Regions from separate parts of the Homo sapiens genome. Here region 1 is linked to region 2. A link is an interaction called in ENCODE POLR2A ChIA-PET data of the cell type or tissue named here. Cell type or tissue: OCI-LY7. All regions are shown on one strand. Each heading gives the region's core, and the rest is flanking DNA. Links, peaks and the distances in the headings are about the cores only. Region 1 has its middle 16 kb from the start of OCIAD1. Region 2 overlaps NIPAL1 (NIPA like domain containing 1).

Evidence for each region. ChIA-PET counts read pairs that join two places held together with the same protein. Peaks named below come from ENCODE experiments on the same cell type or tissue, not always from the same donor. Only the 100,000 strongest peaks of a DNase experiment are listed, where the experiment ranks them.
Region 1: POLR2A ChIA-PET joins it to region 2 with 5 read pairs; 1 of 35 experiments calls an interaction of 5 or more read pairs at or near these places.

What each region holds. Positions count from the first base shown.
Region 1 is chr4:48,806,715-48,822,634 of GRCh38, reverse strand. It overlaps a transcript of OCIAD1 not described here. Among named protein-coding and RNA genes, the nearest start is that of OCIAD1, 16 kb to the left of the region's middle. In OCI-LY7, for the core only: no CTCF peak of the experiment used is centred there; DNase peaks (open chromatin) are centred at 6,894 and 8,504; H3K4me3 peaks cover 2,508 bases; H3K27ac peaks cover 3,072 bases.
Region 2 is chr4:48,036,872-48,052,333 of GRCh38, reverse strand. It overlaps NIPAL1 (NIPA like domain containing 1), which reads right to left. Exons shown (of 6, transcript NM_207330.3): 6 at 12,161-15,462. Among named protein-coding and RNA genes, the nearest start is that of NIPAL1, 28 kb to the right of the region's middle. RefSeq lists enhancers at 4,502-4,701, 15,322-15,381, 15,402-15,462. In OCI-LY7, for the core only: no CTCF peak of the experiment used is centred there; DNase peaks (open chromatin) are centred at 7,483, 15,063 and 15,363; H3K4me3 peaks cover 2,480 bases; H3K27ac peaks cover 3,615 bases.

The sequences.
Region 1 (15,920 bases), core at 4,882-12,881, 770 kb before region 2:
GCAAAAATTTTCTCCCATTCTGTAGGTTGCCTGTTCACTCTGATGATAGTTTTCTTTGCTGTGCAGAAGCTCTTCAGTTTAATTAGATCCCATTTGTCAATTTTGGCTTTTGTTGTGATTACTTTTGTGTTTTAGTCATGAAGTCTTTGCCCATGCCTATGTCCTGAATGGTACTGCCTATGTTTTCTTCTAAGGTTTTTATGATTTGGGGTTTTACATTTAAGTCTTTAATGCATCTTGAGTTAATTTTTACGTAAGATGTAAGGAAGTGGTCCAGTTTCTGTTTTCTGCATATGGCCAAGCCAGTTTTCCCAGCACCATTTATTAAATAGGGAATCCTTTCCCCATTGTTTGTTTTTGTCAGGTTTGTTGAAGATCAGATGGTTGTGATGCATGGTGTTATTTCTGAGGTCTCTGTTCTGTTCCGTTTGTCTATACATCTGTTTTGGTACCAGTACCATGCTGTTTTGGTTACTGTAGCCTTGTAGTATAGTTTGAAGTCAGATAGCATGATGCCTCCAGCTTTGTTCTTTTTGCTTAGGATTGTCTTGGCTATGTGGGCTCTTTTTTGGTTCCATATGAAATTTAAAGTAGTTTTTTCCAATTCTGTGAAGAAAGTCATTGGTAGCTTGATGGGAATAGCATTGAATCTATAAATTACCTTGGGCAGTGTGGCCATTTTCACAGTATTGATTGTTCCTATCCATGAGCATGGAATGTTTTTCCATTTGTTTGTGTCCTCTCGTATTTCCTTGAGCAGTGGTTTGTAGTTTTCCTTGAAGAGGTCCTTCACATCCCTTGTAAGTTGTATTCTTAGGTATTTTATTCTCTTTGTAGCAATTGTGAATGGGAGTTCACTCATGATTTAGCTATCTGCTTGTCTATTGTTGGTGTATAGGAATGCTTATGATTTTTGCACATTGATTTTGTATCCTGACACTTTGCTGAAGTTGCTTATCAGCTTAAGAATTTTTGGGCTGAGACAATGTGGTTTTCTAAATATACAACTATGTCATCTGCAAACAGAGACAATTTGACTTCCTCTTTTCCTATTTAAATACGTTTATTTCTTTCTCTTGCCTGATTGCCCTGGCCAGAACTTCCAATACTACGTTAAATAGGAATGATGAGAGAGGACACCCTTGTGCTGGTTTTCAAAGGGAATGCTTCCAGCTTTTGCCCATTCAGTATGATATTGGCTATGCGTTTGTCATAAATAGCTCTTATTATTTTGAGATATGTTCCATCCACACCTAGTTTATTGAGAGTTTTTAACATGAAGAGATGTTGAATTTTATCAAAGGCCTTTTCTGCATCCATTGAGATAATCATGTGGTTCTTGTCATTGGTTCTGTTTATGTGATGGATTACATTCATTGATTTGAGTATGTTGAACCAGCCTTGCATCCCAGGCATAAAGTCGACTTGATCGTGGTGGATAAGATTTTTAATGTGCTGCTCGATTTGGTTTGCCAGTATTTTATTGAGGATTTTCACATCAATATTCATCAGGGATATTGGCCAGAAATTTTCTTTTTTTGTTGTGTCTCTGCCAGGTTTTCATATCAGGATGATGCTGGCCTCATAAAATGAGTTAAGGAGGAGTCCTTCTTTTTCTATTGTTTGGAATAGTTTCAGAACGAATGGTACCAGCTCCTCCTTGTACCTCTGGTAGAATTCGGCTGTGAATTCGTCTGGTCCTGGGCTTTTGTTGGTTGGTAGGCTATTAATTACTGCCTCAATTTCAGAACTTGTTATTGGTCTATTCAGGGAGTCTACTTCTTCCTGGGTTAGTCTTGAAAGTGTGTATGTGTCCAGGAATTTATCCATTTCTTCTAGATTTTCTGGGTTTATTTGCATAGTGGTGTTTATAGTATTCTCTGATGGTAGTTTGTATTTCTGTGGAATCAGTGGTGATATCACCTTTATCATTTTTTATTGTGTCTATTTGATTCTTCTCTCTTTTCTTTATTAGTCTAGCTAGTGGTCCATCTATTTGGTTAATCTTTTCAAAAAACCAGCTCCTGGATTCATTGAATTTTTGAAGGGTTTTTCATGTCTCTATCTCCTTCAGTTCTGCTCTGATCTTAGTTATTTCTTGTTTTCTGCTAGCTTTTGAATTTGTTTGCTCTTGCTTCTTTCATTCTTTTAATTGTGATGTTAGTGTGTTGATTTTAGACCTTTCCAGCTTTCTGTTGTGGGCATTAAGTGCTATAAATTTTCCTCTTAACACCACTTTAGCTGTGTCCCAGAGATTCTAGTATGTTGTTTCTTTGTCCTCATTGGTTTCAAAAAACTCATTTATTTCTGCCTTAATTTTGTTATTTACCCAGTACTCATTCAGGAGGAGATTGTTCAATTTCCATGTAGTTGTGCGGATTTGAGTGACTTTCTTAATCCTGAGTTCTGATTAGATTGCACTGTGGTCTGAGAGACTGTTTGTTATGATTTCCATTCTTTTGCATTTGCTAAGGAGGGTTTTACTTCCAATTATGTGATCGATTTTAGAATACGTGCTATGTGGTGCTGAGAAGAATGTATACTCCGTTGATTTGGGTTGGAGAGTTCTGTAGATGTCTATTAGGTCCCATTGGTCCAGAGCTGAATTCACATCCTGAATATCCTTGTTAATTATCTGTCTCATTGATCTGTCTAATATTGACAGTGGGGTGTTAAAGTCTCCCATTATTATTGCGTGGGAGTCCAAGTCTCTTTGTAGGTCTCTAAGAACTTGTTTTATGAATCTGAGTGCTCCTGTATTGGTTGCATATATACTTAGCTCTTCTTGATGTATTGATCCCTTTACCGTAATGTAATGCCCTTCTTTGTCTTTTTTTATCTTTGTTGGTTTAAAGTCTGTTTTATCAGAGACTGGGATTGCAACCCCTCCTTTTTTTTTTTTTTTTTTTTTTTTTTTTGCGCTTGGTAAATATTCCTCCGTCTCTTTATTTTGAGCCTATGTGTGTCTTTGCACGTGAGATGGGTCTCTTCAATATAGCACACTGAGGGGTCTTGACTCTTTATCCAATTTGCCAGTCTGTGTCTTTTAATTGGGGCATTTAGCCCATTTACACTGAAGGCTAACATTGTTATGTGTGAATTTGATCCTGCCATCATAATGTTAGCTGGTTATTTTGCACATTAATTGATGCAGTTTCTTCATAGTGTCATTGGTCTTTATATTTTGGGTTGTTTTTGCAGTGGCTGGTACCAGTTTTTCCTTTCCATATTTAGTGCTTCCTTCAGGAGCTCTTGTAAGGCAGACCTAGTGGTGAGAAAAATCCCTCAGCATTTGCTTGTCTGTATAGGATTTTGTTACTCCTTTTCTTATGAAGCTTAGTTTGGCTAGATATTAAGGATGCTGAATGTTGGCCTGCACTCTCTTCTGGCTTGTAGGGTTTCTGCAGAGAGATCCACTGTTAGTCTGATGGGCTTCCCTTTGTAGGTGACCTGACCTTTCTCTCTGGCTGCCCTTAACATTTTTTTCCTTCGTTTTCATGTTGGAGAATCTGACCATTATGTGTCTCGGGGTTTCTCTTCTTGAGGAGTGTCTTAGTGGTGTTCTCTGTATTTCCTGAATTTGAATGTTGGCCTGTCTTGCTAGGTTGGGGAAGTCTTGTGGATAATACCCTGAAGTGTATTCTTCAACTTGGTTCCATTCTCCCTATCACTTTCAGGTACACCAATCAATTGTAGGTTTGGTCTTTTCACATAGTCACATATTTCTTGAAGGTTTTTTTCATTCCTTTTCATTATTTTTTCTCTAATCTTGTCTTCATCCCTTATTCCGTTAAGTTGATCTTTAATATCCAATATCCTTTCTTCCGCTTGATCAATTCAGCTATTGATACTTGTGTATGCTTCACAAAGTTCTCCTGCTGTGTTTTTCAGCTCCATAAGGTCATTTATGTTCCTCTCTAAACTGGTTATTCTAGTTAGCAGTTCCTGTAACCTTTATCAAGGTTCTTAGCTTCCTTGCATTGGGTAGGAACATGCTCCTTTAGCTCAGAGGAGTTTGTTATTACCCATCTTCTGAAGCCCACTTCTGTCAATTCATCAAACTCATTCTCCGTCCAGTTTTGTGCCCTTGCTGGAGAGGAGTAGAGATCATTTGGAGGAGAATAGGCCTTCTGGTTTTTGGAATTTCCTGCATTTTTGCACTGCTTTTTCCTCATCTTCGTGGATTTATCTACCTTTGATCTTTGAGGCTGATGATCTTTGGATGGAGTCTTTACGTGGGGGTCCTTTATGCTGATGTTGATGTTGTGGCTTTCTGTTCGTTAGTTTTTCTTCTAGCAGTCAAGACCCTCTTCTGCAGGTCTGCTGCAGCTTGCTGGAGGTGCACTCCAGACCCTGTTCACCTGGGTATCACCAGTAGAGCCTGCAGAACAACAAAGATTTCTGCCTGCTCCTTTCTCTGGAAGTTTCGTCCCAGAGGGGCACTGGCCTGATATCAGCTGGAGCTCTCCTGTAAGAGGTGTCTGTCAACCCATGTTGGGAGGTTATTCCCAGTCAGGAGGCACAGAGGTCAGGGACCCACTTGAGAAGGCAGTCTGTCCCTTAGAAGAGCTGGTGCACTGCGCTGGGAGAATCCCTTTTGTCAGGATCAGCTGCTCTCTTCAGAGCCAGCAAGCAGGAATGATTAAATCCGCTGAAGCTGCGCCCACAACCACCCCTTCCCCCAGGTGCTCTATCCCAGGGAGATGGGGGTTTTGTCTGTAAGTCCCTGACTAGGGCTGTTACCTTTCCTTCAGAGATGCCCAGTGAGGAGAAATCTAGAGAAGCAGTCTGGCCACAGCTGCTTTGCCACACCCAGCCCAGAGCACCCAGCCTCCTGAGCAATGTCAGGAGAAAACTGCCTTCTAAAATGTCAGTAATGGCAGATGCCCCTCCCCACACCAAGCTCGATTATTCCAAGTTGTCTTCAGACTGCTGTGCTGGCAGCAAGAATTTCAAGCCAGTGGTTCTTAGCTTGCTCGGCTCCATGGAAGTGGAACCCACTGAGCTAGACCACTTGGCTTCCTGGCTTCAGCCCCCTTTCCAGGGGAGTAAACAATTCTGTCTCACTGGTGTTCCAGGCCCCACTGGGGTATGAAAAAATACTTCTGCAGTTAGCTCGGTGTCTGCCCAAACAGCCCCCCAGTTTTGTGCTTGAAACCCAGGGGCCTGGTGGGAATCTCCTGATCTGCAGAGTGCAAAAACCATGGAAAAAGTGTAGTAACCCGGCTGGGTAGCACAGTCCCAGGTGCCACTGGGGGTATGAAAAAATACTTCTACAGCTAGCTCAGTGTCTGCCCAAACAGCCGCCCAGTTTTGTGCTTGAAACCCAGGGCCCCGGTAGGAATCTCCTGATCTGCAGATTGCAAAAACCGTGGAAAAAGTGTAGTAACCCAGCTGGGTAGCACAGTCCCTCATGGCTTCCCTTGGCTAGGGGAGGGAGGTTCCTGGCTCCTTACACTTCCCGGGTGAAGCAACGCCCCACACTGCTTCTGCTTACTCTCCATGAGTTGGACCCACTGCCTAACCAGTCCCAGTGAGATGAACTGGGTGCCTCAGCTGGAAATGCAGAAATCAACCACCTTCTGCGTTGGTCTTGCTGGGAGCTGCAGGCCAGAGCTGTTCCTATTCAGCCATCTTGGCCCCTCTCCCACCCCTTTTTTTGGGGAGGAGGGAGTCTCGCTCTGTCACCCAGGCTGGAGTGCAGTGGCCCAATCTCCACTCACTGCAACCTCCACCTCCCAGATTCAAGCGATTCTCTTCTCTCAGCCTCCCGAGTAGCAGGATCACAGGTGTGTGCCACCATGCCCAGCTAATTTTTGTATTTTTAGTAGAGACAGGGTTTCGCCATGTTGGTCAGGCTGGTCTCAAACTCCTGATCTCGGGTGTTCCTCCTGCCTTGGCCTCCCAAAGTGCTGGGGTTACAGGCGTGAGCCACGGTGCCCTGCCACCGTTTCAAATTTAAGCCTAATAATAAACAGTTAAGAAGTTGTATTTTGAGAAGCAAGCCCAAGTTTTAAAAGATATTATTTCAAAGTTTTATAAAAGTCAATATTTATTCAACAAAAGCCAGTATTTATTATCTTCCTTTTTTTTTTTTTCCTTTTAGACGGACTCTTGCTCTGTTGCCAGGCTGGAGTGCAGTGGCGTGATCTCAGATCACTGCAACCTCCGCCTCCCAGGTTCAAGCGATTCCCCTGCCTCGGCCTCCTGAGTAGCTGGGACTACAGGCATGTGCCACCATGCCCAGCTAATTTTTTGGCCAGGATGGTCTCAATCTCTTGACTATATTTTGTATTTTTAATTGCCATTAGCATATATCAACTAAGCGCTATATAGATGTCCTGATCGCCTCCAGTTTATTCTAATGAACTGCACAAAGATTAGCGTTTTTCTATGTGTGCCATGATATTAAAAAGATTGGGACATATTGGCATAGAATGTCTAAACAGAGAGAGAGCGAGAAATGCACAGGTGGATAAGTCGACATAAATGGGAGAAGGGCTTACCCATCCTGTGTGACTAGCAGGAAGAAGGTAATGAAAGTTATAGAATACAGGCCACTTTATACATTTGTGACAGAAAGACAAAGTAGTTGAAGATATTGGCAAGAGAATGGTTGAAATTATTGGCAATGGAATTGAAGCTAAGTAGGGATGAAAAGAAAACAATCAGATAGGGATAAAATTAAGAGTATCAAAGATCTAGTAGTCAGTATGATGCCAAAGAACAGGTATGTGCGGGATTACCTATGTGGGAGAGCTGAAAGAATATGATGTTGACTAGATGGTGGAATGTAAATATTTCATATTCAATGAATTTATGCCTTGGCCACAAAAAGCTTTGTTGTCATTAAAACAGAGGCGATGGGAAGTGAAAGGGAAAGTCATTTGCGACCCTGGGGTTTCTGAGCTGCTGTCTAGTTCAACAGTTTGATTTCCTCCAAGCCAGTGGAGTAGAGATTTGAGAATTTTACAAGAACTGAGATAGCCCTGTCTACATTATCAGAATCTAGTTCAGTTCATGAGTCACAGAAGTAAATATTTGTTCATATGTCAGATCTACTGTAGTTTTCAGACTTTTATCAAACTGCAGCACTTCTTAAAGATCCTCCAAAAAGCAGGCTTACCAAGAAATGTAAATTCCCTGGCAGGTTTTGCAGGTCATTCCAAAAAAGCATAGTTTCATGCAAATGAAGTTTCAAGACAATTACCTCCCAGCTATTTCTTGCAAATACATTGTCAATCCTGAGTCTTGTCTAGAGAGAAATCTTGCATCTGCCACTGTGTGAATTTCTTCTAGAAATAATTTATTCTTTTCTTTTTTTTGAGATGGAGTCTCACACTGTTCCCCGGGCTGGAGTGTGGCGCGACCTCAGATCACTGCAACCTCCGCCTTCTGGTTTCAAGCAATTCTCCTGCCTCAGTCTCCTGACTAGCTGGGATTACAGGTGCACACCACCACATCCGGGTAATTTTTTGTATTTTTAGTAGAGATGGGGTTTCACTATGTTGGCCAGACTGGTCTCGAACTCCTGACCTCATGATCTGCCCACCTCAGCCTCCCAAAGTGCTGAGATTACAGGCGTGAGCCACTGCACCCAGCCTCTTCTAGAAATGGTTTAAGAGGACTTCACAAATCCTGGACTCCCAGAATGTATCTTAATATATAGACTATTATTTTGAGGCATATTTTGTTCTTGTTTTCCTTTTTTCAGCAGAAGATGAAGAGAAGCATCAATAAAATCATGGAGCCCATGTGTCAGTATGAATATGAACCTAAGAAGAATCTATTAATACCTCTGAGATACTAAATCATATAAAGTTATAAAGTACCTAACACAGCATCCAGGACTTGGTTTGCATGCAGAAAATGTGAGTTCTTTTTTGTTTTTCTTGAAGATTTAAAGTACTAGAAAGGAGTTTGGAAAAGAGAGAGAGAGAGGTAAGCATAAAAGTGATATAGCCTATATTGTTAATTTAGAACCATTCCCGGTAAACTATTGCAAATAATTTGTCTAACTTTGTAATTAAAATTTAAAACAAAAAGTTTATTTTTAAGGGGAAAATAGGGCTTCCAGTGATCATTATTCCAGCTCTAATCGATGCTGTTGTGTAAATTATGTTATTTTTGTTTTTGCCTTAATTCCAGCTCTATCTCCAATATTCTGAGTATTGCATTCAAACACCAATCTGTCTACTTTGTTATAAATATGAAGAGTCAGCTCTCAGTCAAAAGTTAGAGGAGAGTTTTTTCCACGTCTAGGTGACTTTATAATTTCACTATAACAAATATTTGAAAAAAAAAAAAAAAGGCTTTCTGAATAGCCATACTCTGCTTTTCTTTCTTGGACAGTTTCATTTTCAGGCAGAGGCAAGGATTAAAAAAAAAAAAAAAACCCCTCCACAGGAGGTGACCCTTTCTACAGTGCTCCTCATGCTGTCAATCAAACCGAGAACCATCTGTCCCTCTTTAGATTTCAGGAGCCATCTTGCACATCTGCTGTGCCTTTTCTATTGCCACTTATAGAACACACTAAGAGCTGTTAGATGAATTAGGGGAACCAGAGTGCAGCTGCATGTAGCTGGTTTGAATTTTGCAGCTGGGTCCTACACATCAATCTCAGTCTTAAAAAATTTTTTTAATGAGATTAGAACTACAAAATTATTTATTTATTAATAGTAACTTCTAAGAAAGTGGGTCTTAAATTTTTATTCTCTGAAAGTTTAAAACATATATTTTTACAACTCTCACCAAATGTTTAAAATTCAAGCCAACTGTAACATTTAAATAGTTATTCACGAGCTCCTCTTAAGAAAAAGTGTCACATGAAAAAAAGTTTTTAAAACTTTGACATAAGCCAAATACTTTCTGATATAGAAGTAAGTTTGATGCCTGTTATAGAAATGCTAGAAGTTTGCAGGCCACAAAACTAAAATATTAGCAGCTTTAGGCCAGTTTTTGTTTGTTTGTTTCCCCTTTGGGACAGGGTCTCACTCTGTCACCCAGGCTGGAGCACAGTGGATCTGATCCCCAGTTCACTGCAACCTCCACCTCCCCGGCTCAAGTGAGCCTCCCATCTCAGCCTCCCAAGTAGCTGGGACTACAGGCACATGCCACTACGCCCAACTAATTTTTGTATTTTTTGTAGAGACGGGATATCACCATGTTGCCCAGGCTGGCCTCAAACTCTTGAGTTCAGGCGATCCACTCACCTCCGCCTCCCAAGGAGCTGGGATTACAGGCGTGAGCCACCACCCCCAACCAGTTGCTGCAGCATTTTCATATGCCTGTAGGATAACACTTACCACATCACAATTGTTTGTTTACCTGTTTTGCCCACAATACTGATTCTTACAAGTAAAGGGAACCCCCACACCATATCAACAGTATCACGTATACCAGACTCTTTCAAAAATGTTTCATTAAATGAAAAATCATAATATGTAATAGAAAAAGTGTTGCGATATTTCTTGAAAGATGCAATCGGAATTCCACAGGCTCTTAACTTGACATCCATCCCGCATCATGCCAGATAGAGGTCATGACAAGAGCCTGTGGAATTCTTCTGCACCTGTACCCGTATAGTATGTTTTCCTCTATGACACACACAGCTCTTCTGCCTGTGCTCCTATCCAAGACCAGCCCTGTACTTGAGAGGTAGATTCCATCCTCTCTCACCTACTCAAGGTATTCACCTACTCAAGGTACCCACCTCTAGCAGTTCGACCCATTCTGTCTCCCATCCTTGGTTTCTCTTCACTGTAAGAAAATTCCCATCAGCTTATGAACAAGTTATGATTCTCAGCTTTAACAGCAAGAAAAATCCCAAAGCTTTTCTTGACCTCACATTCTCATTTTTTTGCTCTTTTATGGCAAAACTCCTTGAAAGAATTATCTCTACTTCCTGTGTCCAATTCCTCTCTTCCCAGTCTCTCTTGGGCTCACTCCAAACACTTTTACCCTAAGCAAATGTCCTTGTCAAAGTCTCCATGACCTTTGTGTTATTAAATCAATCTTTCAATTCTCTATCCTTGTATTATGCGACCTATTCTAAAGCGTTTGACAGTCAATCACTCCTTTATTCTCTTCTCTTGTTCCAAAATTTGGCCCCCTTTTCTTTTTTCCCTCTATCTAACTGACCACTCTTTTTCAGTTTCCTTTGCTGGTTCTTTCTTGTCTTTCTGATTTCCAAATTTTGGGGTGCACTTTGACTCAGACAGGCCTTGGACATCTCGGTAGCCACTTTCTTGGTAACCTCTGGTGTCAAGGCTTTAAATACCATATCATAAATGCCAAATTTAGTTTTCTTTTTCTTTTCTTTTTTTTTTTTTTTTTTTTTTTTTTTTTTTTTTGAGACCAACTCTCACTCTGTTGCCCAGACTGGAGTGCAGTGGCATGATTTCGGCTCACTGCAACCTCCACCTCCTGGGTTCAAGCTATTCTCCTGCCTCAGCCTCCCAAGTAGCTGGGAATACAGGCATGCATCACCAAGCCTGGCTAATTTTTTTGTATTTTTAGTAGAGATAGGGTTTCACCCTTGGCCAGGCTGGTCTTGAACTCCTGACCTCAATGATCCACCCGCCTCAGCCTCCCAAAGTGCTGGGATTACAGGCATGAGCCACTGTGCCCAGCCCCAAATTTAGTTTTCTAGTATAGACCTCTCTCTGGAACTTCAGACACATATGTCTGCCTACATGTATCTAATTTGCATCTCAAACTTTACATACCTCAAACCAAATTCCTGGTCTTTGACACCACAACAGAAAAAAAAAATGAAACTTTTCTTTTCAGTCTTCCTCATCTTCTTCATCTCATTTGAAAGCTATTCCTCTTTCCATTTCATTTGACTAAAATCTGTGGAGGCATCCTTGACTCTTCTTTCTCTCTCACTCTACATAAAATTTCTTTGTGACTCCTATTGGATTTATCTTCAAAGTATATCCATAATCTGATCCCTTCTCATTATTATTGTTATTATTACTTTGAGACAGGATCTCACTCTGCTACCCAGACTGTAGTGCAGTGGCATGATCTTGGCTCACTGGAACCTCCACCTCCCAGGCTCAGTAATGGTGAATTGTATTATGCAGATATCTGAGAGCAATTACATAGAGCCTAAGATGGGTACCTGCTTGGCATGTTTGAGAAAATGCAAGAGCAGTGCTGCTGGAGTGTAATTAATGAGGAAAAGAATGGTGGAGTATAAGGTCTGGAGGAAAGGAAGAGAAAGACTGCAGGGCCTCCTATGCCATTGTAAAGACTTTGGCTTTTATTGGAGAAATGGGAAGCCATTTGGAGGGTCTGAGCAAAGGAGTGGCTATCTGACTTGGATTTTAACAAGATCACTCTGGCTACTGTGTTAAGAGTAAAGTGAAACAAGACGTGGAGGCCAGTTAGGGGACTTCTGCAATAAGTTAGGCAAGAGATCACGATGATGTGAATCAATGTGGTAGTGGGAGATCTAATGAGAAGGGATCAGGCCAGGTGCAATGGTTCACGCCTGTAATGCCAGCACTTTGGGAGTCCAAGGTGGATGGATGGCCTGAGCTCAAGAGTTTGAGACCAGCCTGGACAACATGACAAAACTCTGTCTCTATTAAAAACACAAAAAATTAGCCAGACATGGTAGTGTGTGCCTGTGGTCCCAACTACTTGTAGGGCTGAGGTGAGAGGATCATGCCACTGCATTCCAGCCTGGGCAACAGAGTGAGACTCCGTCTCAAAAAAAAAAAAAAAAAAAGAAAGAAAGAAAGAAAAAAGAAAATTGCAACTCCTCTCTTCTTTATCTCCCATCCTCAATCACTACCCACTGCAGACATTTCCTATCCCCCTTCTATTTCCTGCCTTTTTTTCCTCCACTTCGGTAGCACTTACTACAGTCTAACCTCTTGTTTTACTTATTCCTTGTCTCTCTCTAGGTAAGCACCATGAGGCAGGATTTTAATTTTTTTCCCTGATGCATCCCTAGTGCCTAGAACAGTGCCTGACGCTCAGGTGCTCAACTAATATTTCCTAAAAGACTAAATAAATAAATAAATTGTAGTCATTGGTGAGTATATATCATATGCCAGGGACAGATAAGAGAATCCCTTGAGCCCACGAAGTTCGAGGTCTGCCTGGACAATGCAGCAAGATCTCATCTCTTTTTTTTTTTTTTTTTTTTTTTGAGATGGAGTCTCACTCTGTCACCCAGGTTGGAGTGCAGTGGTGCGATCTTGGCTCACTGCAAGCTCCACCTCCCGGGTTCACGCCATTCTCCTGCCTCGGCCTCCCGAGTAGCTGGGACTACAGGCACCCGCCACCGCGCCCGGCTAATTTTTTGTGTTTTTAGTAGAGACGGGTTTTCACCGTGTTAGCCAGGATGGTTTCGATCTCCTGACCTCGTGATCCACCCGCCTCGGCCTCCCAAAGTGCTGGGATCTCATCTCTTAAACACACACACACACCGAGTTCCTAAAAAGCTAACGCACTCTGCTCCTAAAAATCTAGATTTTTTTGGCAGAGATAATAATAATATCTAATATTTCGCAAGCACCAGGCACTGTTCTAAGAATGTTACATGTATCATTTCATTTAGTTCTCAAAATAAGAGGTGGATACTATTAAATAATATTTTACAAACAAGGGGACCAAAGCACTGAAATTAAGAAGCACACTCAATGTCACAGAGCTAGTAACCAGTGATACTAGGATTCAAATCCATACGGTCTGATTTTGGAACTCATATAGTTAAGTACTTAAGTCTGCAACATATAATGCAATAAGTCACTACTGTGATTAAAGGGAGCCTAGGTTATTAGAGGAAAACATAGCAGGGCAAACTTTCTGGGAAAGGTGATTTTGAGGGACCACAATTAGTTAGCCAAGGGAAGAACAAAGGAATGGGTGCTTAGGGCAGAAAGTGCAGCATATGCACCAACAGGTGAAAGAGTGGGGTGCTTGGGCATCCTACAAATGTTATTAGTAATAGCTAGAGAATAAAGTGGCAGAGAGAAGGTGATAAGAGCTGATAAGGTAGACAGAGGCCGTATCATGAAGGGCCTCAAATGTCATAGTTAGGATTTTACATTTTAACTTTTTTTATTTATTTTTATTTATTTATTTATTTTGAGACAGAGTCTCACTCTGTCACCCAGGCCAGAGTGCAGTGGCGCAATCTTGACTCACCGCAACCTCCACCTGCCGGGTTCAAGCAGTACTCCCTGCCTCAGCCTCCCTAAGTAGCTGGGATTATTGGCGCCCACCACCGCTCCCAGTTAATTTTTTTGTATTTGTAGTAGAGATGGGGTTTCGCCAAGTTGGCCAGGCTGGTCTCAAACTCCTGACCTCAGGTGATCCGCCCACCTTGGCCTCCCAAAATGCTGGGATTACAGGCGTGAGCCACCGCGCCTGGCCTTTACATTTTTATCTTGAAGGCAATAGGGAAGCCATAGATGGATTTTAAACAAGGAAATGGAAATAAAATAAGGTTTGAATTGTAGAAAAATCACTATGAGCTGTGTAGGTAACAGATTAAATTAAAGGAAAGGAAAACAGCTATATTAACTAAGGCTGTTTTAGTAATACAAGGAAAAAAATGAAGGCTTGAACTAAGATGGTTGAAGTGGTGATGAATACAGGTGAACAGATTTAAGAAATCATAAAAACATATAATCAAAAGGACGTGGTTACCAACTAAGGAGGGTTGTTAAAGAGGAAGAGGACAAGAATGACTCTCAGGTTTGGTAACAGTACTGGGTGGTAGAACCCCTGACTGCCATAGAGAATACTAGAGGGAGAAAATTTTGATTGAGGGAGAGAAGTATATCAGCTGAGTGCTGGATGTGCTGAGTTTACAATTGTCTTAGTTTCTTTGTGCTGCTATAATAGAATACCACAGGCTGGGTAATTTACCAAAAACAGAAATTTATATCATATAGTTCTGGAGGCTGGGAAGTCCAAGATCAATGCACCAGCAGGTTCAATTGTACGGTGAGGGCTGCATTCTTCAGAGGGGAGGAACACTATGTTTTCATGTGGAGGAATGGGTTAGGGCAAGCCAGCCAAATGCTGCAATGCCTCTTCTGTAAGGTCCTTAATCCCATTAATAAGGGAGCAGCCCTCAGGGGATTATCCCTTGAGGCACCATCTTTTTCCTTTTTTTTTTCTTTGTTTTTTGTTTTTTGGAAGTAAGGTCTCACCCTGTCACCCAGGCTGGAGTGCAGTGGTGCAATCACCATTCACTGTAGCCTCAGACTCTCAGGCTCAGGTAGTTGAACCACCTCAGCTTCCTGAGTAGCTGGGATTACAGATGCATGCCACCACACCCAGCTAATTTTTTTGTATTTTTTGTAGAGATGAGGTTTCACCACCTGGTCCAGTCTGGTCTTGAACTCCTGGGCTCAAGTGATCCTCCTGCCTTGGCCTCCCAAAGTGCTGGGCTTATGGGCTTGAGCCACTGTACTTGGCTAGCCCCATGTCTTAATATCATCACATTTGCAACATCTGGGTTTTGGAGAGAGTATACACAAAACATAGCAGAATACCCAAGTGGAGAGCTGTAGTGAACAGTTGGATGTATTTGTCTGGAGTTACTAGCTCTATGACACTGAGTATGCTTAGGTCCCCTTGTTTATAAAAATAGTATTTTAATAGTATCCACCTCTTATTTTGAGAACTAAATAAAATGATACATGTAAAATTATTCTGATACAAAGTGACAGTGCCGATCTGGGGCTCAGGAAAACATCCGGTCTAGAGACATCAGGCCATAGATGAAGTTGATGTCATAGTAGCAAAAGAGTGAAATGAACCCTGGGAAACACCCACGTTTGAAGCAGTGGCTTTGAGCATCAAATCACCTTGGGAAGTTTTTAAAAATACAGATTCTCTGGAGCCCCTCCCCAAATCTACTGAAGCAGAATCATCAGAGATGAGAAGAAGGAATCTAAATTTTTAAGTGCTCTCAGTTGATTTTGCTTGGGCCAGCCTGCAACCGGAAACCAGTGATTAAAATGATGGAAAGAAGAGATCAAGAAACATACTTTTAAAAAAAGGCAAGAAAGAAAGGGAATTAATATTAATGCCTAACATTTATTACACACTTAGTATGAGTCAGGTACTGTTCTAAACACTTTAGAGCAATATAATATGAATCCTTATAACAACCTGATAGATACTTGGTACTATTATCCTCACTCTATAGATGAGGAAGTTGAGATACAAGGGCGGCATGTAATTTACTGAAGTTCATATTGCTAATAAGTAGTAGATCCAGGATTTAGATCTAGTCCATGCTCTAGATTAGTGCCTCTCAGATTTTTTTTTTTTTCTTTTTGAGACAGGATCTTGCTCTTCACCCAGGCTGGAGTGCAGTGGCTCAATCGTAGCTCACTATAAACCTGAACTGCTCCTGAGCTCCCACTCAGACCTGCTCAATCAGAACCTGCATTTTAAACAAATTCATAAGCACTGTAGTCCCAGCTACTCAGGAGGTTGAGGCAGGAGGATCACTTGAGGCTACAAGTTTGAGACTAGCATGGGTAACATATCGAGACTCTGTCTCTACAAAAAAATTGAAAAATATAGCCACCTGTTGGTGGTGTGTGCCTGTGGTCCCAGCTACCCCAGAGGCTGAGGCAGGAGAATCGCTTGAGCCCAGGAGTTTGAGGCTGCGGTGAGCTGTGATCGCACCACTGCACTGCAGCCTGGGCAACAGAGTGAGATCCTACCTCAAAAAAGAAAGAAAAGAAAGCTGGACTGGGTTGCTCACGCCTGTAATCCCAGCACTTCGGGAGGCCGAGGTGGGTGGATCACAAGGTCAAGAGATCGAGACCATCCTGGCCGACATGGTGAAATCTCATCTCTACTAAAAATACAACAATTAGCTGGGCATGGTGGCACGCACCTGTAGTCCCAGGTACTCGGGAGGCTGAGGCAGG
Region 2 (15,462 bases), core at 7,463-15,462:
TGTGGCACATATACACCATGGAATACTATGCAGCCATAAAAAATGATGAGTTCATGTCCTTTGTAGGGACATGGATGAGATTGGAAACCATCATTCTCAGTAAACTATCGCAAGAACAAAAAACCAAACACCGCATATTCTCACTCATAGGTGGGAATTGAACAATGAGATCACATGGACACAGGAAGGGGAATATCACACTCTGGGGATTGTGGTGGGGTCGGGGGAGGGGGGAGAGATAGCATTGGGAGATATACCTAATGCTAGATGACACGTTAGTGGGTACAGCGCACCAGCATGGCACATGTATACATATGTAACTAACCTGCACAATGTACACATGTACCCTAAAACTTAAAGTATAATAATAAAAAAAAAACATTATTCCAGCTAGGCATGGTGGTACACGTCTGTAGTCCCAGCTATTCAGGAGGCTGAGATAGGAGGATCACTTGTGCCCAGAAGGTCAAGGCTGCAGTGAACTGTTTGTGCCATAGCACTCCAGCTGGGGCAACAGAGCAATAACCTGTCTCAAAAAAAGGAAAAAAAACAGAAAAATTATTCCAAGAAGGAGTATAAAGCCTTCCCTAGACTTCTAAAGAGATCTGTAGCATAAAAAAAGATTCAAAACTCTTCTGTATCCAGTAGGATTTCTGAATCTGGAGGGATATATGCTGGGCCACACACAACCAATCAGCCACTTACTGTTGGCTACAAAGCGACCCATGAGGATTTAATTTTGGCCAGTCCAGCAAGCTGATTCCCTGATGTGCATATCCAGCCAAGCCTTTTTCACCCCACATATTGTCGGGACTGGTGCTTGGTTCTGGTTTGCATGTCCCCTTTACTACTGGCCTTGAACCCTCTATGGTGGGATCCAAGACGTGATGAGTGAAGAGCCTCAACTGCCCCCATGTTTGGCAGCAGAGAGAGAGAAGCTGTCTCCAACCACCCCCTCCAATTGGCCTGGGGTTCATCTTCAGATGGGCACTTGAGCCTCTCTTTTCCTCTGGAGCCACACCCCAGCTAGTTGAAGGGAGACAAAGTGGGTGAATCATACCTCTCTGGAGGCAGGGTAGCTCCATGCCACTTTCAAAACAAGACAAAACAAAATCCAATTTGAACTGGCATTTTTGGTTATTACTACCAGGCAGGGTGTGCTACTGGCATCTAGTGAGTAGAGACCAGTGATGTTGCTAAACATCCTACAAAGAGCACATACCCCCACAACAAAGAATTATCCAGCTCAAAATGTTAACAGTTCTAAGGCTAAAAGGGGTATCATTAGACCCTGTGACTGTGAAGTCCAGGGGTACAGACATTCACCCTGTTATCATCCTTCCAGCTCCATTTCTCATGTCTCAGGCTGCCTCCTCTTCCACCCCTCCCAGATGAAAAGTGGATGTTGTGGTCACATACCTTAACTTGACATACTATACTATCCAGAGGGAGAGAACGTCTCTATCCCAGCATTTCCACCAGAGTCCTGAGGTTCTCTCTGACTGGATCAGATCCACACGCCCTCCAGGAACAAATCTCTGTAGCTAGGGATATGGAATGCTTTGACTGGTTTGGACTTGGGCACATGTTTCCTCAAGAGCCACAGCTGAAATCCATTTACCTTGAAAATAGAAAATGAGAGCCATTCAGAGGGTCTGGAAAGGGGAGTGATAAATGCTGGAATGATAATCAACAAATACCAAATGCTCGTCTTTTCCCAATTCCCCTCTTGCTTTCTGGCCATTTTCCATGCAGTCCATCATCTTATCTTATCTTTTCTTTTCTTCTTTATTTTTTTTTCTTTTCTTTTCTTTTTCTTTCTTTCTTTCTTTTTTTTTTTTCAGACAAGGTCTCACTCTGTTGCCCAGGCTGGAGTGCAGTGGTGTGATCTTGGCAACCTCTGCCTCCTGGGTTCAAGTGATTCTCCTACCTCAGCCTCCAGAGTAGCTGGGATTATAGGCGTGTGCCACCACACCCAGCTAACTTTTGTATTTTTTGGTAGAGACGGGGGTTTCACTGTGTTGGCCAGGCTGGTCTCGAACTCCTGGCCTCAAGTGATCTGCCTGCCTTGGCCTCCCAATGTGTGGGAATTGCAGGTGTGACCCACTGCACCTGGCCCCACCATCTTCTCTAGTAACAAACTGGAATGCTTCAGCTATGACCTTTGTTTTTCTAATGCAAATTAGCTCAAACATGATGAGTAAGTTGGGAGAATGTTGTCAATATTTAGTGCCGGTTGGCCAGGTTCTGTTTTCTCTAGTACTTTAACATTTTGAAGTGATCTGGGGGCAAATTTTCTCAAAATTAGACAGCCTTAACAATATATGAAAATCTTAAGAAAAAGCTGACAATCCTATGCAGGTACCTTCCTTGAGTGCAAGCAGTGGTGGATTTGGTGGCTTCCACCTCATGGAGCTGTCTGGGAAAGCTGAAGATGAAGTTGAAGAATCTGCTTGGATTGGAGCAATGTGCTCGGCTTCCTCTCTGTACCTGGATCTACAACCTCACTGAGCTCACCTCCTGCTACTCTCCCATTCATCCATGCGGCCCCTGGCCTTCCTGCTGCCCGCTGCACATGCCAGCCAGTCCCTTTCATCTCAGGGCCTTTGCACCTGCTGCTGTTCCCTTTGCTGGCAATGTTTCTGGATACATGTCTCACTTCCCCATCTCCTCCAGGTCGTTGCTCAACTGTCGCCCTCTCCTTGAAGCTTTCTCTGACCACCTCCGATTAAAATCGCAACCCCACGTGGGCATTCCCTGTCTCCCTTCTCTGTATCATTGTTCTCTATAGCTCTTAACATTATATAACAAATCATACACATTTTTTTTTTACCTATTTCTTTGGTCTACTGTCTGTCTTTTATCCCCACTCTCTTTCAACTGTAACATTTGTGAGGGCAGGTATTTTTGTCTGTTGCATTCACTGTTGCATCTCTAGGTCCTAGGACAGGGCCTGGCATAGAGCTGAGCTAAGTAAGTATTAATGGCATGACCCAGTTAAATAAAAGTAGTGGGATCACCCAGAAGCTTCATTTTCCAGAGATGTGAGATCCAATCTGGTAGGCAGCCTCCTCTCGGGATTCTGGGCCAACCCATTGCATTTCTATAGAGCAATGGGCTGTTTTTTCATCTAGTTCCACGTGACAACCTCAGCTGGTCATTGTCCTTCTTCTTTTTGGTATAGATCTTACTTTTTTCAGAACAATTTGGGTTTACACACAACTTTCTGTATCTCCCTTTCTCTGTTTAAATAGACAAAGAAAAATACACTATGTTAGGGACTAATATCAGATTGATAGAAAAAAAAGACACCTGAATACATCTATGGAGAAATACAAATCCATATTTTATAAACAGATAAATACTTTGGGCTGGGCGCGGTGGCTCATACCTGCAATCCTAGCACTTTGGGAGGCCAAGGCGGGTGGATCACCTGAGGTCAGGAGTTCAAGACCAGCCTGGCCAACGTGGTGAAACCCCATCACTACTAAAAATACAAAAATTAACCAGGCGTGGTGGCAGGCGCCTGCAATCCCAGCTACTCAGGAGGCTGAGGCAGGAGAATCACTTGAACCTGAGGGGCGGGGGCTGCAGTGAGCCTAGATCATGCCACTTCACTCCAGCCTGGGTGAAAGAGCGAGACTCCATCTCAAATAATAATAATAAGAAGAAGAAGAAGAAGAAGAAGAATACTTCATAGAAGAAGCAGATTATCCTTACGTCTACAGCAGGAATGGAAGTTTCCTCACACTACTGTTAGATGTACAGACAAGCTGTAGCTCTTTTATTTTGCCTGTAACTTCTGTAGATTTCCTCATGTGTCCCTACTGGCTGGGTAGGGCTGGCGAAACTTGATTGATTTTAACCCTATAACTTTAGCTTAGTGCAATGATGAAAATATTCTCATTCAGTAAAATGGATAGGCTCTCAGGTCTTGCTTCTCCTTTTCTGTTTCTGCCCAACACAGCATCTGAGTAGAGCAGGGAAAGGGGGAACTTTATCTAGGAGTGACATTCAACATAATTAACTGATTTGACACAGACACAGACCCACTGGAGTGGATGCTAACAGCTAGCAATTAGTAGCCCTTCCAATGCAGACTGTGACTCTCAGCCCTGGCAAGGTGACCTCACAGCGGTGAAGTGAAGGGGAAGGGCTGTTTGTATTGGAGCAGTGTCTCTTGGCACCTCTGATCTCCACAACATTTCTTATCATCCTAGTTGCTGCTTATCCAGCTAGCTTTTGCAGGTGGAGCTGGTGACTGGTGTGGACTGGTCTTTCCTGACTTGGCTAGGGCACAGGAGTTCTCCCTGGCTGATTTGACCTCACCCCAGCTCTTGCTGGCACTGCAGGCTTATGGTGTAAGTTTAGACTCTGCCACAGTCTTCATTGGCCCCTCAGCCTGGGCTGCAGGTCACCTTGCTCTTGAAGGGTGAGTGCCATGTCATTTCTTTGGGAAATGATTCAACTCAGCTGCTTCCAGAGGACCATCTTGAGCACATGTGGGAGCTTCTGGGTCCTGTCCATACCACACAGGGACTGAGAATAGCTCAAAAAGCTAAAACTTTACAATTTTGCACTCCTGCCTCTACCCTCACTCCCCTGCTTAATCATGCTGTGCTGCAGAGTTTGTCCATGGCTGCTTTCCAGACAGTTCGTGGGGCAATTCCCTCCAGGAATCTGAACACAAGGCAGAATGCAAGCCTCCCTGCCCTTGCCAGTACCCTCTACCTGGCCCTCCTGCCCCTGCAGTATCTTTAACCCCTCTAATATCACTCTCCCTCTTCTGCCCGCAAACCACTGGGCTGGAGAATGTGAGTGTTTCACTTCCTCTTCCTGGTGTGGTTTTCACACACTAGAATGATCTGACAGCTTTTCAAAAATACCATTGCCCGTGTCTTACCTTCTCATCCTCCTTCATCTCCCCAGTTCTGATTTAACTGCTCTTGGGGGACCCAGGCATTGGTAGTTTTAAAACCAAGCACCCCAAGTGATTCCAATGGGCAGCCAGGGTTGAGCGTCGCTGTTCTAGGGCAGTTGTTATTAAACGTCCCTGCCTATTAAAATCTTGTGGGAGCTTTAAAAAATCCTGATGCCCAGGCTGCACCCCAGGCCAATTGAATCAAAATATCTAGGGAAGTCATTGGTATTTTTAAAGGGTCCTTGGGCTATTCCAATGGCAAATGTGAAAACTAGGGTCCTTCTAAGCCAGTTCTTCTCAAACTTTAATGCACTAATACATACAGTCACCTGGGGACCTGGTTAAAATGTAGATTCTGATTCAGGAGGTCTGTGGTGGAGCTTTAGATTTTGAATTTATAACAAGCTCTCAGATAATGACACAGGTGCTGGTCCTTGGACCATATCATTCTTCCCAGGGTGGCATTTGTCCCCCAACTCCCTTAACTAACAGGATTTCAGGAAGAGGAAAACTAGCTTGCGGGTAAATAGAAGACTTTCAAAAGGATTATACCCATAATATATGGCAACAGACAGCTTCCCAGTGGACACTGGGTTTATATTCCAAAAGTCACCTACAACTCTCTATTCTTCATGTTTTGGAAGGCTAAAATACTCAATTTTGAGGGCCCTCTCATAGCAAGCATACCACATGAGAAAGTTCCATGTAGTGAGATATAGCTAGAAGTGCCTGGGGAGGACTTCCTTTCCCAAATACAAAGCCCAGGTCTTAATAGAAGGAAAAAATTTTTTGTGTCTTCCTGCTTGGAATATGGCTTTGGGACCTGGAAGTAGAGCACCCATCTGTGACTCTGAGGAAACGGGCATGAAGATGAAGTCCTGGAGACAGGGTTGCCAAATAAAATATGAGACAACTGGTAAATTTGAATTTCAGATAAATAATGAATCATTTTTTAGTGTATGTGTTGTGGTCACCCTCTATATTGTCATCAACCCCAGAAATGGATGAACCCCTTACCCCAAATTTGGTTCAAAGATTGGGATTATTGATGCCATACCCCAAGAGGATATGAAAAGGTTTATGACTCAAATAATGAGGCTTTCTGAGGAGCACAGGGCAGGCTCCCAAGCAGGTCTGAAAATAGGTTGAGCAAGTGGGGAGGGCAGGCTGCCTTGGGGTTTTATGAAAGGGCTGAGGCCGGTGTGGTTTGAACTTCCAGCTGGCACGGAGGAAGGGAATTACTTTGACTTTCTTATCGTCTTGTCCAGGTGTAGGGAAGAAGGGGCAGGGGTGTGCTGGGGCTTGCAAGTTGTCAGCAAATATGGAAAACAAAGTCAGACTCTTTATTACCATAACTATGTTACAAATATTTTATGGGACATGCTTATACTAAATTTTTTCCATTCTTTATCTGAAATTCAGGTTTAACTGGATGTCCTAACCTGTGTTTTTATTTGCTAAATCTGGCAGCTCCACCTATGAAGTAGAAAAATAGAAGCCTGGTCCCTCCTAGTGATCTTCAGATGCTGCACTGATTCTGAGTTGCCCACTTCCAGACTTGTTATATGAGACAAGGCATTGGTGGTTTTAAAACCAAGCACCCCAGAAATCAGAGTGCTTTATTTAAGTCTTAAGAAATAGGACTTAAGTCTTATTCCTAAATGTTGCATTTCTGCTGACTCTTCTGATGGCAGCTAGTGGGCTATCCAATTCCACTTAGAAATCTTTATCAAGCCCTTAATTATACTGATGACTCTAATAGGAATGGCTATTGTGGATGCCAAGGACAGCACTCAAATGCAGCTTTGCTGCTTCCTAGCTTCCTAAGCTCTTCACCAACTTGTGCCTCCTCTTCTGTAAAATGGGCATGATAACCCATATTTCACAGAGTTGTTAGAATTAAATAAGATTGTGTGTATGAGATACTTAGAACAGTCTCAGTACTTGATAAGTCTTAGCTAATATGTACTTATTTATTTGAATTAGTTGAATTGCTTGCAGTAAAAATGTTATGGACTGAATGTGTCCCTTGTTTCACCCAACCAAATCCATTATATTGAGATCCTAAGCTCTAATTCGATGGTATTTAAGATGGGGCCTTTGGGAGGTGATTAGGATCAGATGAGGTCCTGAGGGTGGAAACTTCTTGATGGGATTAGTGCCCTGATAAGAAGAGATGTCAGAGGCTGTGCACAGTGTCTCACACCTGTAATCCCAGTACTTTGGGAGGCCGAGGTGGGTGGATCATGAGGTCAAGAGACTGAGACCAACCTAGCCAACGTGGTGAAACCCCATCTCTACTAAATGTACAAAAATTAGCTGGGTGTGATGGCGCAAGCCTGTAGTCCCAGCTACTCAGGAGGCTGAGGCAGGAGAATTGCTTGAACCCAGGAGGTGGAGGTTGCAGTGAGCTGAGATCACGCCACTGCACTCTGGCCTGGCGACAGAGTGAGACTCCGTCTCAAAAAAAAAAAAAAAAAAAGATGCCAGAGAGCTTGCTCTAGTCTCCTTCCCAGCTCCCCCACAGCAATAAGGCGGCTATCTGCAAGCCAAGAAGAGAGCCTCACCAGAACGGAAACTTGCAGGTGCCTAATCTTGGACTTCTAGCCCCCAGTGCTGTGGGAAATTTCTGTTGTTTAAGCTACCTAGTTTATGGTATTGTGTTAATGGCAGCTCAAGCTGACTAACGTAAAGATATTCTATGTCAATTTTCATGTAAATATCTTAGGTATGTTATTAATAACATTGTTGAATTCGCTATGTTTTTCAAGAAAGTATAACTATCATTGTTGGGGGAGGGTGGGAGCAGATTATGTACCTTATTTCAGAGATGGTCAAAATCTAAGAAATTGAGAACAACCACAACCACAGAATGTGTATATCATTATTTCAGCACTTTTTTTGAAAGGAACTCTGAAATTGGGATGTGACTTCTAATAGGCGAGGTCTTAGATTAGATCTGTGGTTTTCAACCCTAGTTGCATATTCAAATCATCTGGGGAGATTTTAACAAATATTGTTATCTTGATCCTACCCTCAGATGTTCTATTTAATTGGTCTGAGGTGGGGCCCAGGCATGAATCAGACAGACCTAAGGAATAGGTAAGTTAATTAATTAATTTGTTTGTTTGCTTGAGACAGAGTCTCACTCTGTCACCCAGGCTGGAGTGCAGTGGTGCAATCTTGGCTCACTGCAACCTCTGCCTCCCGGGTTCAAGTGATTCTCCTGCCTCAGCCTCCCAAGTAGCTGGGATTAAAGGCGCCTGCCACTATGCCCGGCTAATTTTTGTATTTTTAGTAGAGACAGGGTTTCGCCATGTTGGCCAGGCTGGTCTCGAACTCCTGACCTCAGGTGATCTGCCTGAGTAGATCTCCCAAAGTGCTGAGATTATAGGCATGAGCCACCGCCCCAACAGGAATAGGTAATTTTAAAGTAGATTTTAAAACCCTCTGCAGGTGAAGGTAAATGTATAGCCAGGGCCAAAAACATTAGATTAGATAAAATACTTTATGTACAAATGTTTACTCTGGGTTGAGGCTTCTTGTGAGGTTTATTAAAAAGTGGATCACAGGGAGAAAGATTCCCCTCAATGCTGATGACTAACAGCTTTTCAACAGGCTATCGCTGGTTAACTTCACATGTTTTAGCTAGTTTCCCTGCTAGTTCACTGATGGACAAGGGTTAAAAGCAGTTGTGTCAGCCACCAGAATAGCTATGGATCAAAGCTAAGTAGAGCACAGGGAATACAACGCTATGTAACAGAGAGCCAGAAACCCATCAGGGAGCTTGTGGCTTCTCCTTACTTGATTTCAATAGTACCAGGACTCTGGAACAAAATACTAGAGGTGCTGAGAAACTGGTGGAATTCTACACTATGTATCTCATCAGGAGGCTGTGCTATATGCAGAATTCCATGAAACCTTAGCAAAGAGCCAGAGATTCAAGTATTTCAAAAGGGGATTTTTTATTGTGTGGAGTCTGCTGGTTGATTAGAGAAATGACAATCAGGTGAGTATATTTCTGACTAAAGGCAGTGATATCTGGTCTGTTTGGTAATGAAATTGAGCATGTTTCTGCTTAGCTACATATTTTGCCTCTCGCCCTTTATATTCTCATTCATGATGATGAAGTCACCTTTCAGAGACACCAGACACATACATGTGTTTGATGGCAGTGTTTATTCTTCACTCTGTTGGACTGTGAATTGTTTAGATATTGTGAAAGTAGATCACATGTTTACATTGCAGGTATCTCCTTTCTCCAGCCCCTGCTATCCCACGCTGAACAGCAAAACAAAGAGTAACACTTTCTCTAGTTTGACTAGTTCCTCCAAGCTTTTCACTTTTCCTTTTTTGCTGCAGGTTAATCTTCAATCAGCAGATCTCCCCGTAAGAAGTGAAACTGTTTTGTGTAACCTGAATTGCATTGAATTCCTTAGGTCTGTCTGATTCTAAACCAGTTTGATTCTCACAGTGAGAAATCAACATGGCACTGATGGTGGTCCTTTTTGTCCAGATAAACTTGATCCAGTCTGTTTCAGTATTGGCTGAAAAGACCAAATCACTGCGTTATTTAAATTCATGCCCTGAGATCCTGAAAGTGGAGTCTCAAAACTGATAGAAAGCCTTGCCTTTTAAAAATGTGCATGCGAGATTACTCAGAAGGAATTAAGTTCTAGCAAGCTAACAATGGTAAACAAAGCCTCATTTCATTCTTCCCATAAAAATTTGTTTTCTTTTTCTTCCAAGTCTTGCCCATTCTAACCCAGCTTTACAGTTCCATGGTCAAGGAGAGGAGATATTTCTTTTATTGAAATACATTTTATTGAAAACTCTTGGTAATACGATGAAACATTAGCGTGAACACAAAGGCAAAAGCAAATTAAGCGACAAAGAGGCCTTTTGAGCTGAAGGGCTGAAACCGCCATTGCAGAATATAGCTAAGAGGATTGTTGCAGTGAAAGATGTCTGACTTAACTGACTCCATCTTGCTTCCAACCTCCAAGCTGTCCTTGTTCATTCCTGGGCGTAGGCTGAACTGACTTTGGGAGGAACTTAGTTTATAGTTTAACTTTGAAACAAAAACGTTAACAGCCCTTTCCCAAAACAAATTCCTTCTTGCCTGTGGAATAGACTGCCTTTGTAGGACTAATGAATTCACCACAAAATTATAAATTATGGTTTACGAGTCATGTAGCTGGATGCTACAAAATTCTGACCCTTCCCAAATTGCTCCTGGGGATAACATCACTATTATAAAACCTAAGATCAGTACTTGAGATATTTTGTAGAACCTGCACCTTATGGATCAGCTGGCACCACCCAGGTGGATAAACTGGCTCATCGCATCTTGTGGCCCCCACCCAGGAACTGACTTGGCTCAAGACAGCTTCTACTCCTTATGATTTCATTGCCAACCCAGCCAACCAACACTCCTGACTCACTGGCCCCCCACCCACCAAATTTTCCTTAAAAACTCTGATCCCCGAATACTTGGGGAGACTGATTTGAGTAATAATGAAACTCCTGTCTCTGCACTAGCCAGCTCTGCATGAATAACTGTCTCCACTGCAATTTCCCTGTCTTGATAAATTGACTCTGTCTAGTCAGTGGGGCAAGGTTGAACCCATTGGGCAGTTAGAAGGCTATTTTGCCCATTCCTGAAACAATCTGTGTTATTGGCCTTGAGCTATGGGGCGTGCTTGAGTTTATTTTCTGAATGTTTGCGAGGCACAATTAACTCAGGGAGGAGCCATATGTCATTACCCAGTACCCATTCTAGAGGTAATGTAGAGGTTTTCTCTCTCTCTCTCTCTCTCTTTTTTTTGGTTTCTTTTGTTTTTTGGAGAATGGAGTTTCACTCTTGTTGCCCAGGCTGGAGTACAATGGCACAATTTCGGCTCACCGCAACCACCGCTTCCCGGGTTCAAGCAATTCTCCTGCCTCAGCATCCCAAGTAGCTGGGATTACAGGCACGTGCCACCACACCCGGCTAATTTTTGTATTTTTAGTAGAGACAGGGTTTTGTCATCTTGGCCATGATGAAACCTCCAGGCTGGACGAAACTCACCTGAGCTCCTGACCTCAGGTGATCCGCCCGCCTCATCCTCCCAAAGTGCTGGGATTATAGGTGTGAGCCTCTGGGCCCAGCCTCTTCTGCTTGATTTTTTAAAGACAGGATCTTGCCCAGGCTGGAGTGCAGTGGCATGATTATAGCTCACTGCAGCCTACAATTCCTGGACTTGAGGGAATCTCCTACTTCTGTTTCCTAAGTAGTTGGAACTACAGGGACATGCTACCACACTTGGCTAATGTTTTTAAAAATTTTTATAGAGACGAGGTCTAGTTTTATGGCCCAGCCTTGCTCAAACTCCTGGCCTCTAGCTATCCTCCCACCTTGGCCTCCCAAAGTGCTGGGATTATAGGCTTGAGGCACTGCACCCAGCCCCTAGATAATTTTTTGAATTTTTATGAATTTAAAACAATTGAGGGTGTTGTTCTCAAACAGGAATTCAAACCAAAACAGAAAATTTATAACATGATGTGGCTAATCCATGAAGCAAAGCTGTAGTTCCACAGAGCTAGAAGAAAACTCACTGAGGGTTTATAAAGCATGGTACCAAATATATTTATACTAGTTATTGTTCTGAGGGGAGATTTTATTATTGACAGCTTTGAGCTTTTGTTCAATTTGAAGGATAAGAGTTTCTTCTGTTCAGGTGCTTTTGTTTAAGCTGTTACATGGGAGATGGTCTTGCAGAGAGCCTTCTAAAAACAAATTTCAATTTCAAGGGAAACAAAATAGCAACATTAACATCAGTGCAGTTTTTTTTTTTTTTTGAAACACTGAAACATTTATTTTGTGAGATGAGTCAGAGCCTCCCTCTGTTGCCCAGGCTGGAGTGCAGTGGCATGATCTCAGCTCACTGCAACCTCTGCCTCCCAGGTTCAAGCAATTCTGCCTCAGCCTCCCAAGTAGCTGGGATTACAGGCGCGTGCCACCATACCCAGCTAATTTTTTATATTTTTGGTAGAGACAGGGTTTCACCTTGTTGGCCAGGCTGGTCTCGAACTCCTGACCTCAAGTGATCTGCCCGCCTCGACCTCCCAAAGTGCTGACATTACAGGCATGAGCCACCGGCCCAGCCTGAAACTTTCCTTTTAATCTCAAAACAAAATGGGAATAGTTTTGCCATTACATATGCTTAACATTTATAAACTAAAAACTGAACTCAAAAGCATAATTAAATAACATTTTATTGCAAATGAAAAATATACAAACATTTAAGATTTATAAACTTTCTAAAATCAACAGTAAAAACACTTGCAAAATATAAGGCTTCATGAACAGTTTATTCAAAATATTTGAGAACATTTCATATATTCATATATTTTTCCACAAAGCTTTGTTGGCGGGGCTAAATAGCATTTAGTTCAGTTTTTCTGGTTTTATTAAGAAAAATATTTTTATTGGAATAATTTTGTATTGGTGTTGAGATAGTATGATGAATTCACTTTCACTTGCATTATTTAAAATGAGATAATGTGACAAATTGAGAAAAGATGAATGTATAAAAATAGGCACTCAATGGTCCTTTTAAGTCTCTAGTGACAAGACTGTAAGAATTCAAATGTTGATTCAAAGAAAAGTACATTTTACTAAGTGCCTATTATCAGGCATAATGCCAGATGCTTTCCATGTATTTAATACTTTAAAATATGTGTTAATTTCATGTGCTAAATCCAAAGGGTCTTATGAAAATTGTGCAATCTGAACTTATAATAAATAACCATTGACCTAAGAATAAAATTGTAAGACAAAAGTATAATGAAACTTATCTTTACAGAAGTAGGAAAATCTTTCCATTTGTCCTGTGTGAGCACAACTTTGTAATCCTTAATAACACACATGCAGATATTCACATAATAAATCTTAAGATATGTACATGATGACAAAGTATTAAAATATATACATAAACTACCAGTTAAGACTAATAGTCTGAATATAGGGGTCCAGCATTTTATTCTTCCTTAGAAAATATCTTCCTATTTGGGAATTTTTTTTTTTTTTGAGACGGAGTCTTGCTGTTACCCAGGCTGGAGTGTGGTGGCACAATCTTGGCTCACTGCAACCTGCCCCTCCTTGCTTCAAGCAATTCCCTGCCTCAGCCTCCGGGGTAGTTGGGATTATAGGCACCCGCAACCATGCCTGGCTAATTTTTGTATTTTTAGTAGAGACGGGGTTTCACCATGTTGGCCAGGCTGGTCTTGAACTCCTGTCCTTGTGATCTACCCGCCTCAGCCTCCCAAAGTGCTGGGATTACAGGTGTGAGCCACTGCACCCAGTCAAAAATTTTTTAGTGTTAGATTTGCAACAACATTTTTTTTTTTAATGCATGTGCATCAGTAACTTTTATGTAGACAGTTTTCAAATATTTCATTGTTTCTCAGCATACTTCAACTCATTAAATCTTTCCCAGTCTTCCTCCTGGGCATGCATACATGTCAACATCAGTTCAATTTCCTGTCCAGGGTACACAATGAGCCTTGTGTTTGGGAACCTTTGACCTGGTCATAACGTACCAAGGGCAAACACCTTGTAAAAGGTGACACAAAGAAATGTCTGAAACTTAAATTCGCCAGAACACAGAATCACCAGAGTCCCAGGTTGGATGTCAAGAAAAGTGCCATTAATTTCCTCACCAAGGTGTCCTAGAGAGATCAATAAAGTTCTTAATATTAAAAGAAAAAATATTAAAATTTCTGCAATTTTCAAATGCCACTTTATCAGAAGATACTTTTTTGGGTCAGGGTCTCACTCTTGTCACCCAGGCTGGAATGCAGTGGCACAATCATAACTTACTGCAGCCTTGAACTCCTAAGCTCAAATGATCCTCCTGACTCAGCCTCTTGATGTTTTTTACATTTTTTAGAGACATGGGGTCTAGTTTATTGCCCAGGCTGGTCTCAAACTCCTGGGGACTAGAAATCCTCCCACCTGAGCCCCCCAAAGTGTTGGAATTACAGGTGTGAGCCATTGCCCAGACAGAAGATACTTTTACTACAAACTTGTGTTCATAGCTTATATATCTGATATACAAGTAAAGTGAAACAGCAATCAACAGAGTAAACACATTTTTGACCTGAGGTATCAACCCATGGACCTTCCATGGATTATCGATTTTCAAAAACGTAGAATGCATTAGAATTGCACTCAACACTAAACTATGCTGAAAAGACTATAATGTATAATGGAACATTAGGGCCTTGCAGCCATCTCAGGTAGGTTGTCATTGTGAACATCAGTCATTGTTTAATAGAACTGTGGAAATGCTGAAGTTAGTTTAATCGAATTCTGAATAATAAAGTTTACCATTATTACCTCAGGTAGTCTTGAAGTAGCTTAGAAACAAAAACCAAACCTAATAACATTTAAGGTTAGAGCAGAAAAACATTCAGTCTACCTGAATTTTTTTTTTTTTAATGACAACTTTTTGGTTAGGATTTTTGTTTTGAGAAAAATAAGATTGTTATAAAAATAAGATAGCCAATTTATTTTCCATAAAATCAATAAGTGACAGTAAATCTGTCCATCACATTAAAGACCACCAAAAATGTTATTCCTGCCATGCATTTGAAATGAGAGGGGAAAATTTTATAAACATTTTAATGTGCGAAAAAGGTATTTTCCTGCAGTAGCCCCTGAGATCTTAGTATTTTGTTTGCCAGGAAGTTAACTTTCTATCCTATTAGAATATATCTATTTTTAAAGGTTAGTAACTAATTATAATTTCCTTAATAAGGGTGAAAGTGCAAAATTTCAAGAGAGCCATTATGATAATTTGTTCAGATTTTTCACAAAGATTTTTCTAGTTGCTTCCAAACAGTCTGTGGAAAACTCACTCTTTAGGGATAAAACATTTGAGAGCAATCGAAATGTAGGATATAATCCTGAAATAATGTAGCAATCTTTTACAAAAATCTCTATATCAACAAGAAAAATAACCTTTAGGATAATAGTAAAAGAAAAGGAAAAAAAATGAACATAAGTGACTCCAAAGCTGAATTCACCTGGACTTCTTCAGAAACTCCATTTTGTCCTATGTCTTCCAGACCTGAGTTAATTAATGGAACCTGTGAAAACAATCACGTGTCTGTGTTTTTGTGAGAAGAAAACTTTTTCCTTTATCTGAAGTATTTTTCTCTTCCTCCGTTCTCCCTCTTTAACTGGTAGTAAATTCCTATGATAATGTCAATAAGTTACAATTCATAAACTCTTCATGGGTGGGTATGTCTTGTGTATTCTAGCCCACTAACAAATAAAGCAGGCTTTTTTTTAAATTTCTTTTTTCTTAAAATAACTAATTAGCTATCTAGTTTAAGAAGGAGGTGCAGAAGGAAGAACAAAGCACCCGTGGTTTCACTTCTGTTTTAAAAAAAGTTTTTTAAAGCAAAAGCCCCTGGCCCTTTCTCTTCTTCTTTTTTGAGACAGGGCCTTGCTTTGTCACCCAGGCTGGAGCACAATGGCGCAATCTGGGCTC